Regions from separate parts of the Homo sapiens genome. Here region 2 is linked to region 1. The links are chromatin contacts, found by POLR2A ChIA-PET in ENCODE. All regions are on one chromosome and are shown on one strand. Each heading gives the region's core, a stretch centred on a gene start or an enhancer-like site at or near the end of the contact. The rest is flanking DNA. Distances are from core to core; before and after follow the strand shown.

What was found. ChIA-PET counts read pairs that join two places held with the same protein, here RNA polymerase II (POLR2A).
Region 2: POLR2A ChIA-PET joins it to region 1 with 15 read pairs in PC-3. The contact joins the promoter of TNFAIP8L2 here to the enhancer-like site in region 1. POLR2A ChIA-PET finds 5 or more read pairs at or near these places in 3 of 52 experiments (PC-3, activated CD4-positive, alpha-beta T cell and activated T-cell).

The regions. Positions count from the first base shown.
Region 1 is chr1:151,490,829-151,496,605 of GRCh38, reverse strand. No RefSeq gene overlaps it. Among named protein-coding and RNA genes, the nearest start is that of CGN, 18 kb to the left of the region's middle. Within about 2 kb of position 1,710, at least 4 of the 41 ENCODE cell types and tissues checked have a DNase peak (open chromatin) inside an H3K27ac peak, as active enhancers do; they include PC-3, where a contact is called at or near this core.
Region 2 is chr1:151,153,082-151,158,472 of GRCh38, reverse strand. It overlaps TNFAIP8L2 (TNF alpha induced protein 8 like 2), which reads right to left and starts at 1,824. Exons shown (of 2, transcript NM_024575.5): 1 at 1,751-1,824. TNFAIP8L2-SCNM1 (TNFAIP8L2-SCNM1 readthrough) reads right to left here and starts at 1,824. Exons shown (of 7, transcript NR_144937.2): 1 at 1,751-1,824. It also overlaps a transcript of LYSMD1 not described here.

The DNA of each region.
Region 1 (5,777 bases), core at 461-2,960:
ACATATATATATATATATATATATATATATATATATATATATATATATATGACTTTGGGCAATTGATTTTCCATTTCCTTATCTATAAAGTAAGGCTAATAAGTGTGACAACAAAATGAGATTAAGAATTTAAACACATTTTGCTATTGTGAAGGTTTTTAGTTTTTTGTGTGTGTGTTTTGTTTTTTTTTTTGAGATGGAGTCTCACTCTGTCGCCCAGGCTGGGGTGCAGTGGCACGATCTCGGCTCACTGAAACCTCTGCCTCCTGGGTTCAAGCAATTCTCCTGCCTCAGCCTCCCAAGTAGCTGGGACTACAGGCGCCCGCCACCATGTCCAGCTAATTTTTTGTAATTATAGTAGATATGGGGTTTCACCCTGTTAGCCAGGATGGTCTGCTTCTCCTGACCTCGTGATCCACCCGCCTTGGCCTCCCAAAGTGCTGGGATTACAGGCGTGAGCCACTGCTCCTGGCGTGAAGTATTATTTTTATTATTGGCTGAAGTACCAGATATAAGTTGGTCAAGTAACAAATGCTTATTGATTATCTACTGTGTGTCAGGTAACGTTTGTATTAGTTTCTATGGCTGCTATAACAAAGTACCACAAATTTAGTGGCTTAAAAAACACAAATTTATGCCTGAGTGCAGTGGCTCATGCATGTAATCCCAGAACTTGGGAGGTCAAGGTGCAGGGATTGCTTAAGGTCAGGAGTTTAAGACCATTCTGGGCAACGTAGTGAGACCCCATCTCTACAAAAAGTACAAAAAGTAGCCGGGCATGGTGGCATGTGCCTGTATCATTTTAGAATAAGGGAGTTGAGAGACTTGATAGATTTGTGTCTCTCAAGTTTTGTAGCACATCAGGGGGACTAAGAAATAGAAGCCTCGGGCCAGCAGAGTGGCAGAACAACTGGCTTCCCTAGGAGAAAGTTGTCTTTCTCTCTATAGGAGAGGGAGGATTTCCTGTAGATTGAAGCGGAGAAGGAAAGGCTGGTCTCAAGGAGAAAGTCAACTAGATAAACAAAGAATTACAAAAAGCTTACAAAAGAATGCAACATTCTCACTCCAGCTAAGCAAAGACTTTTTCCTCATTTCTCCCCTCAGGAGTGGGAGAGGCTAGTTTATTCTGGTGTGTGGCTAGAAATTCTACAATGACACTCTTTGTATCTAGTCTCCCTAGGCTGTCCTTTGTTTTCCCCAAAATGATTATTCAGTTTTTTTTTTTCTAGAAATGACTTTCTCTTTGACTGCAAAGATGAATTAGATAAATTTATATGTGCAAGTTAATAAATTAAGTATCCAAACTCTGTGATTATAAAAAGTTTACATATAAGATTTTTCCTTTTCATAAACAGCCCTACTGAGGTGTAACTGACAAACAGTAAACTGCACAAATGTAAAGTGTGCAATTTGATAGTTCTGACATATGTATGCATCCATGAAATTTTTACCACAATCAAGATAATGAGCATATCCATCTACCAGAAACTGGGTGTTGGAGAGTGGGGGTGGATATGTTCTCCTTAGGTTTTGACCTCTTATTACCAGCTCACAAATTTGTACTCTGAGTAATGAGACAAGATGAGTCATTCATAAAAAATTTTTTCTACAGAAGTGGGCAGAAAAAAAAAAAAACTTCCCACCCACTTGGCAGGTGATCAGTAGCTCATTAACCTAAATCATGTCACCACACTGTCACTCTTTCTTCATTGTATACAGGCTGGAATGCAAACGGCTGGGAAAAGCACCCAGCTGGTGTCCCAGGCCAGCTCTTGGCTGCCTATATGGAAGCAGGAGGGGATTTCTGACCTCAGTCCCCTAACAGGCCTGCCCTCCAATAGTCTAAACTCACTGGGTACCATAGCATTCAGCCCAGAGCTAGCAGGCCTAAGTCTCTTCCTTACCTCTAGCTCATAAATCTTCCTCATGGTCTAAAAGAAAGAGATACTTATCCCTAATTCTATTTTTTAAAAATATATTTGCCAGATGTGGTGGCTTATGCCTGTAATCCCAGCACTTTGGGAGGCTGAGGCAGGTGGATCACTTGAGGTCAGGAGTTCGAGACCAGCCTGGCCAACATGGCAAAACCCTGTATACTAAAACTACAAAAATTAGCTGGACATGGTGGCGTGCACCTGTAATCCCAGCTACTCAGGAGGCTGAGGTGGGAGAATCACCTGAACTCGGAGGCAGAGGTTGCAGTGAGCCAAGATCGTGCCACTGCACAACAGAGTGAGACTCTATTTCAAAAAAAAGAAAATTATATAGATAAAAAATGTTTTTAGTTTTTTTGTTTTTTTTTTGGTACAGATGGGGGCTCATTATGTTGCTCAGGCTGATCCCGAACTCCTGGCCTTAAGTGATCTTCCCACCTCGGCCTCCCAAAGTGCTAGGATTACAGGTATGAGCCACCACACCCAGTGTATCCTTATTCTACAGCCAGCCTCTCTTCCTAGTGTCTAGACTTAATTCCTGAGCTCTATTATTCAGCAATATTTATCGAACACCTACCAGGTACCAGGCACTGTTCTAGGCTCTTGGAATATAGCAGAAGTCAACAATAGGCAGCAATCCCTGCCTTCATGAGCTTACTTCCTACTGAGTGAGGAAACTAAAGGCCAACATCTTAATTCCACCTTCTGGAAGTAACATCTGAGTTACCTTCTGCCCTCAAAAAGGTGTAGAGAAGAATCTTATCCTTATCCTAACCCTTTTGCAACTTGTAACTTGTAGCTGCTCTGCTTTTTTTTTTTTTTTTTTTTTTTTTTTTTGAGACAGAGTCTTGCTCCGTCGCCCAGGCTGGAGTGCAGTGGCGCAATCTTGGCCCACCTCCTGGGTTCAAGAGATTCTCCTACCTCAGCCTCCCAAGTAGCTGGGACTACAGGTGTGTGCCATCACACCCGGCTAACTTTTGTATTTTTGGTAGAGATGATGTTTCATCATGTTGTCCAGGCTGGTCTTGAACTCCTGACCTCAGGAGATCTGCCCGCCTCAGCCTCCCAAAGTGCCGGAATTACAGGTGTGAGTCACCGCACCTGGCCATATTTCTTTCCTTTCTATTCACCATCTTCAAGCAGTTTATATGCAGTAATTCCAAGTTCCCTTGTCCCTCACCTGCAGTTGAGCTTGGAAACTGAAGGCTTTTCTGAGTCCTCCTTCTACCGGATGTCTCTTGTGCTTCTGCTCCCTATTTTTTCACACTCTTTTCTCCTTGGATTTCTATACCACTGCTCTATTATTTTCTACAGCTCTAGCCCTCCCCTGTCCCTGTGGGTACTTTTTTCCTTTCTCAGCTATTCCCCATAGCTGTGAAAAAGCTCTTTCCTTTCCTCTGCCCTCCACTCTTCCCCTTCAGTGGCTCATTCACTCTCATGCTTTCTCCTGCCACCTCCAAAAGCAGACAACTTTCAAATCTCCATTTTAAACACCGACCTCTCATCCATGTACTGAATCAGTATTTAACTTTCTCCAGAACTTTTGCACTTGTACGTCTCATCTCTACTTAGGACACAGACAAACCAAGCAAAGTAACTTCCCCCGTATACCAGCACTCCTTCTCAAATTCCCTGTCTTTACTTTTTGCAGCCCCCAATATATATATATATTTTTGAGACGCAGTCTCACTCTGTTGCCCAGGCTGGAGTGCAGTGGCGTGATCTCGGCTCACTGCAAGCTCCACCTCCCGGGTTCACACCATCCTCCTGCCTCAGCCTCCTGAGTAGCTGGGACTACAGGCACCCACCACCACGCCTGGCTAATTTTTTGTATTTTTAGTAGAGACGGGGTTTCACCGTGTTAGCAGGATGGTCTCATTCTCCTGACCTTGTGATCTGCCCGCCTTGGCCTCCCAAAGTGTTGGGATTACAGGCGTGAGCCACCGCGCCCGGCCTGCAGTCCCCAGTATTAGAAGGAGCAACTTCTTGCTTAGAGTTGCACTGGAGACTCGGTACTAATAATACCTGCCAGCTACCCTAAATAGGAAAGAAATTTAAATAAATTAATAGATACAAAACAAGTTTATGGCCATAGGTGGGGGTAATCTCAACCTTTGGCAAGCAAGGCTAGAAAGTAGCATCAGACTTCAAAGAAAACTTACCATTGTTAGGTTCAAGTCAGAGGGCAAAGAAGGAAAGTGCAGGACACTGGAGGGGATATAGGAGGTGGGAGGGCATCTGAGAACCTCAGAGAAGGAAGACTGAAGCAGGAGGGAGAATGGAGATAGGGATCTTGTGTGTGGGAAAACACACAAACTCAGAGTGTTTGTTCCTGTTATCTCACTCAACAGTAACAATCAACACAGACAGAAGACTCCTGTGACCAAATATGGAGGATTTCTCCCCACCAGCAAACAAGCAATCAGTTCTGCAGCAGACACCAGCTGGGTGTCCTCTAATTCGATTCTGACACCATCTACCAAGAGGCCACAGGTTGAGGGCTCAAACCCCAAAACTGCCCCCACCCACCCCATTCAGACACCAGTCAAAACCCAAGACTCCAGAATTTCTGACCCAGCAGATTCAAGTTGGGGCTCCTACAGCCCCCTCTTTGGACTCAATTCATTTGCTAGAGCAGCTCACAGAACTAAGGGAGACACTTCGTTTACCAGCTTATTAGAAAGGATATGACAGAGGATGTGAATGGAGAGATGCATGTCTGTTAGATTCTTCTTGGTCTCTCTATGCAGCCTTCCTTCCTCCAGGCTACGGGGTAGGACCCTCTCTGCAATCAGGGTCTTATGACTCACAATCAGATTAGAGTCCTGCATCTGGCAGGTGCAATGAGAACAGGAAGGCCCGGTGTGGTGGCTCATGCCTGTAATTCCCACACTTTGGAAGGCCGAAGCAGGTGGATTGCTTGAGCTCATGAGTTTAAGACCAGCCTGGGCAACATAGGGAGAGTGTCTCTACAAAAAATAAAAAATTAGCCGGACATGGTGGTGCACACTTGTAGTCCCAGCTACTCAGGAGCCTGAGGTGGGAGGATTGATTGAGTACAGGAGATCAAAGCTGCAGTGAGCAGTGATTACACCAATGCACTTCAACCTGGGCAACAGAGTGAGACATTATCTCAAAACATAAATAAATGAATAAATAAATAAGAGCGGGAGAAAGTCAGATAGCAAGAAAGTCTGCTTTCTGAGGCCGGCCTCTGAATCCTAAAGTGTCCTAACATTATAACAAAAGACTGTAGGCCGGGCACGGTGGCTCACGCCTGTAATCCCAGCACTTTGGGAGGCCAAGGCAGGTGGATCACCTGAGGTCGGGAGTTCAAGACCAGCCTGACCAACATGGAGAAACCCCGTCTCTACTAAAAATACAAAATTAGCCGGGCGTGGTGACGTATGTCTGTAATCCCAGCTACTTGGGAGGCTGAGGCAGGAGAATCACTTGAACCCAGGAGGCGGAGGTTGCAGTGAGCCAAGATTGCGTCATTGCACTCCAGCCTGGGCAACAAAAGTGAAACTCCATCTCAAAAAAAAAAAAAAAAAGAAAAAGAAAAAGAAAAAAAAAAAGACTGTAACAGGGGCATTGAGAGATATGAGCCAGGAGCTGTGGCCACATAGACTTCACATATCTACACTTAACTATTAATATTTGCTGATTCTGTATACTGTGCATGGTTAGCTCAGATAGAGTTTTGCTCCCATTAGTCAGTGAATTGACGTGGGATGACGATGATAAAAAGCGGAAACAACTGCTACAGTCAAGAAGAGCCTAAGAAGACACTATGAATAAATATAATGTGGTGTATCCTGGATGGGATCCTGGAATAGAAAA
Region 2 (5,391 bases), core at 575-3,074, 340 kb after region 1:
CCCACGGGAGTGGCGATAGCCCCGGCTGGAGGAATGTGGGCACACGGGAGGCTAGCCTAGCACAAGTTACATCTCAAGGGGAAGTAGGCTGTTGCTGCTGCAGTGAAGACAGGGCTTACCTGACAGATAATTCTTTTTTTTTTTTTTTTTGAGACGGAGTCTTGCTTTGTCACCCAGGCTGGAGTGCAGTGGTGTGATCTCTGTTCACTGCAACCTCCACCTCCCGGGTTCAAGCTATTCTCCTGCCTCAGCTTCCCAAGTAGTTGGGATTACAGGCACCCACCACCACGCCCGGCTAATTTTTGTATTTTTAGTAGAGACAGCGTTTCACCATGTTGGCCAGACTGGTCTCGAACTCCTGACCTCATGATCTGCCCACCTCGGCCTCCCAAAGTGCCGGGAATACAGGCGTGAGCCACCACGCCCAGCCTGACAGAATTCTTACAGCTACCATTTTTGGACACTGACTCTGTGCCATATGTCTGTGTGGCATAGATATTACCATCCTTGTTTTACAGCTAAGCAAATGATACTTACATTAAGTAATTTACCCAAGATCAAACGCAACTCATTTTTTGGCCCCCAAAGCCAGTGGCAGCTAGTGCACTATACTTCCTTTAAAGTAAGAAGCATAAGCATCCCAGGAATCCTAATAGGAGTAATAACTAACATTTACTGAGAACCTACTATATGCAAGTGCTTTACGTCAGTCATCTTAGCCTTCCCAATCCTGTGTAAGGTTAGGGTAGGTATCCCCATTTTGCAATGAGAAAACTGAAGCGAAGAGAAATATAGCAATTTGGCCAAAGTCACTAGTAAATTATAAAGATGGGCTTCAAACCAAATAATCCAGAGAAACCTCCTTCCCCGGAATGCTCCCAGTGTGGTTAAAGCACACTGAGGAAGCACGAGAAGCCAACACCTCAAGAAGGGCAGGCAGTCCTGAAGGTCTGAGCCTTCTGCTACACTGAACTCAGGACCCTCTTGGTGGCATATCAGCTCCATGTGTCCAGGGTTCTCTCCCCATGGTCTTCGCCTGTGGTTCTTCTGGTTGTTTTGCTTCTTACTTCCCCCTCCTCTGCTCTGCAGGATGTGGCTGTGACCGCAGTGAGGAGCAGCCTCGCCCTCTCCCCCAAACCAAAATGGGAGTCTGAAGAGGCAGAGGAGGTGGAGACTGTGGGGGTTTTTTTCCCCAGCTGAATCCTTCCAGTGGAAACCTGAACCTTGCTTTGCTCCCAGCTTGCCTTGGGGCTTTCTGGACCATGCTCCCCAGCCGGAAGAGGAGATTGCTCCATGTGAGCCTTCCTTCCTCCTTGGCCTTCCTGTTACCCAGCTCTCCATTGCCCCCATTGCCGTCTCACATTTATTCCGCTGTCTTCTCCCTCTCTCCCTGTTTCAGTCTCCCTTTTTCTCTTGTCTGGGTCCTCCCTATGATCCTCTGGCCTGGCCATACTCTCCCTCTGGCCCTTACCCATCTATCTCCTTGTTTCCTAAGATTTCCTTGCATTTCGCACACATCCATATGGATGTGGATCCACCTGCATCCCTCAGCCCTGCCCCCACCGCATCCAAAACCAGGTCTTTCAGAGGCTGCCTTGCCACCAGAAAAACTAAGCTAAGCTCTACAAAGGACCCAAGAATTGTACAAGCGAGAGTTTCACAATATGAAAAGCTAAGACTGAAAGAGCTAGAGATTCCTCTGCCACCATTACCCCTAAAGTCTACCATTCTGTCACTGCCGGTCCCTCACCTGCTGTGCTGGGTGCCAGTCTTGCCTTGGATGTTCCCGGAAAGCTTACAGAATGGAGAAGCTTCACTTAGTGTGAGAGCCCTTTGGCTTGGCCCCACCCCTTGAGCCCCGCCTACCTACTCTCTGCTTAACCTCCGGTTCATCACTTCTGTCACCAAGAAGGCCTATGGCCCAAGAGCAACCTAGAAATAAGACAAAGGTCAAAAAGAGTGGAATTCTGTTGGAAATAGTCTCAATTCTTTGAAGGGGGGAAAGGGATTTGCATCCTCCACTCTCAAATTGCTTCTTTCTTTTCTTGCTGCCCAGTTCCTGAAGATCCTGTCCTTACATTTCTACAGTACTGGGAAGGATGTAAAGCCCAAATTTCTGGGGTAGGAGGTCAGTGGGAAAAGTTCTGAAGATTGAAAGGTGGTGCTGTGGGGCAAGTATTTAATATATTATTCCAGTGATTGCCAGGTAAGAGCACAGACTGTCACAACCCTTAATACTGAAGGGAGGAAGGTGCTGGGACCAGGGCTGCTGCACCACAGGTGACCAGCAGGTGCCAGCACAGCACTGAATCACTAGCGTAGAGGAACAAGCCTACTGAGTTGCCTTTTTTTTTTTTTTTTTTTTTTTTTTTGAGACAGAGTTTTGCTCTTGTTGCCCAGGCTGGAGTGCAATGGGGTGATCTCGGCTCACTGCAACCTCTGCCTCCCGGGTTCAAGTGATTCTCCTGCCTCAACCTCCCAAGTAGCTGAAATTACAGGCCTGTGCCACCATGCCTGGCTTATTTTGTATTTTTAGTAGAGACGGTTTCACCATGTTGGCCAGGATCGTCTTGAACTCCTGACCTCAGGTGATCCACCTTGGCCTTCCAGAGTGCTGGGATTACAGGTGTGAGCCAACGCACCCCGCAGGGCCTACTGAGTAGGCTACTGTAGTAGCTACTTTGTAGCTGCTAAAGGGATACAAAATGAGGGGAAGCCACAATTGGGTTTTGTTTGTTTGTTTGTTGTTTTGTTTTTGAGATAGGGTCTCACTCTGTCGCCCAGGCCACAGTGCAGTGGCATCATCACAGCTGACTGCAGCCTTGACCTCCTGGGCTCAAGAGCTCTTCCTACTTCAGCCTCCCAAGTAGCTGGGACCAGAGGCTCACAAGCCTTCCTTTTTTTTGTAGAGAGGAGGGTCTAACTATGTTGCCCAGGCTGAACTTCTAAGCTCAAGCAATCCTCCTACCTTAGTCTCCCAAAGTGTTGGGATTACAGGCGTGAGCCACTGCACCCATCCTGGAAGTCACAGTTGTTGAATGAGACAAAAACACTTGCTATCAAGAATCTTATGGGGAATCTGGCGAGGGAAATAAGCTTAAACATAAAGAACAGTAATACTAGTCAAACAATGCCATTAACTTTAATGGAGATTTAAATAATTTTGAGAGTAAAGAAGCTTAATTATGATAGGGCTGAAGAGGTAGACTTGGAAAGATAGATTCAACTACTTAATAGCCAGAGATGGGGAAGAAGTCCCAGATGATGGGGACGGCATAAGCACATGCAGGAAAAAAACAAAATACAGGACGTTCTCAGGAAGTGGTGATTTATGTCTGGAATGTAAGTTGTTTGAGAGATAAGTGAAGAAGGAAAAAGATCAGATCATGGCAAACTTTAAAAAAGTTGCCCCAGGCCGGGCGCGGTGGCTCATGACTGTAATCCCAGCACTTTGGGAAGCCAAGGTGGGTGGATCACCTGAGGTCAGAAGTTTGAGACCAGCCTGGCCAACGTGGTGAAACCCTGTCTCGGCTGGGCATGGTGGCTCACACCTGTAATCCCAGCACTTTGGGACACCGAGGTGGGCGGATCACGAGGTTAGGAGATCAAGACCATCCTGGCTAACATGGTGAAACCCCATCTCTACTAAAAATACAAAAATTAGCTGGGCATGATGGCACATGCCTGTAGTCCCAGCTACTCGGGAAGCTGAGGCAGGAGATTCGCTTGAACCAGGGAGGCAGAGGTTGTAGTGAGCCGAGATCGCGCCTCTGCCCTCCAGCCTGGTGATAGAGTGAGACTCGGTCTCCAAAAAAAGAAAAGAAAAAAGAAAAAGAATAAAGGGAATAAAAATATAAGAAGATGCAAATACAATAATAACTTCTGGATTCAGAATTCTGCTACCTAGTCTTTACCTGTTTTCCTCTCCAGCTTCAGACTCCCCTCCCTCCCTCCCTTCCTTCCTCTCTCTCTCTCTTTCTTTCTTTTTTTTTTTGACAGAGTCTTGCTCTGTCCCTGTCACCCAGGCTGGAGTGCAGTGATGCGATTTCAGCTCACTGCAACCTCTGCCTCCCAGGTTCAAGTGATTCTCCTGCCTCAGCCTCCTGAGCAGCTGGGATTACACTGCCACCACACCTGACTAATTTTTGAATTTTTAGTAGAGACAGGGTTTCGCCATGTTGGCCAGGCTGGTCTCGAACTCCTGGCCTCAGGCTATCTGCCCATCTTGGCCTCCCAAAGTGCTGGGATTACAGGCATGAGCCATAGCGCCCGTCTGTAATTTGTGATTTTATTAACTGTCTACCCACTAAGCTCAGATTATCTTTTAGTGTCTACACAGTGCTTGGCACATACTGTGGTCAATAAATATGTGCTGAAAGAATAAAGTCAAAACATATCCAAGAACCAGGATATGAGGGGAAAATGGTAGTAACATAGGAGTCACATGTTATAATGTTCATTTACTTCATTCATGGGGAAGTCTTTTATTTTCTCTCTCATTTTTTTTTTTTTCTTCAATTGAGACAGAGTCTCACTCTGTCGCCCAGGGTGGAGTGCAGTGGTGCAATCTCGGCTCACTGCAACCTCTGCCTCCCGGGTTCAACTGATTCTCTGCCTCAGCCTCCTGAGTAGCTGGGATTTCAAGCACCCACTGCCATGCCTGGCTAATTTTTGTATTTTTAGTAGAGACGGGGTTTCTACCATCTTGGCCAGGCTGGTCTTGAACTCCTGACATCGTGATCCACCCACCTCAGCCTCCCAAAGTGCTGGGATTACAGGCATGAGCCACCACACCTGGCCAAGAACAATTTTTTTTTCGAGATGGAGTCTCGCTCTGTCACCCAGGCTGGAGTGCAGCGGCGTGATCTCGGCTCACTGCAACCTCCACCTCCCGGATTCAAGCAATTCTCCTGCCTTAGCCTCCCGAGTAGCTGGGATTACAGGCATGTGCCACCATGCCCAGCTAATTTTTTTGTATTTTAAGTAGAGATGGGGTTTCACCATATTGGCCAGGCTGGTCTCGAACTCCTGACCTTGTGATCCACCCACCTCGACCTCCCAAAGTGCTGGGATTACAGGCGTGAGCCACTGCGCCTGGCCACAAATTTTTTTTAGAGATAGGGTCTTGCTATCTTGCCCAGGCTGGAGTACAGTGGCTCACACTGCTCACTGCAGCCTTGGACTCCTGGACTCAAACAGACCTCCTGCCTCAATCTCCCAAAGTGCTGAGATTACAGGAGTGAGTCACTGTGTACCCTGGCCAAATGACGGTATCTTAAATGTGCAAAACACTTTTGAATTTGCAAAATGTTTCACCTACAGGATCTTATTTGATCCTAAGAAGTAGGCAGGAAGGTAGTATGTCCACTTACAGAAGACAGAATCAGACTT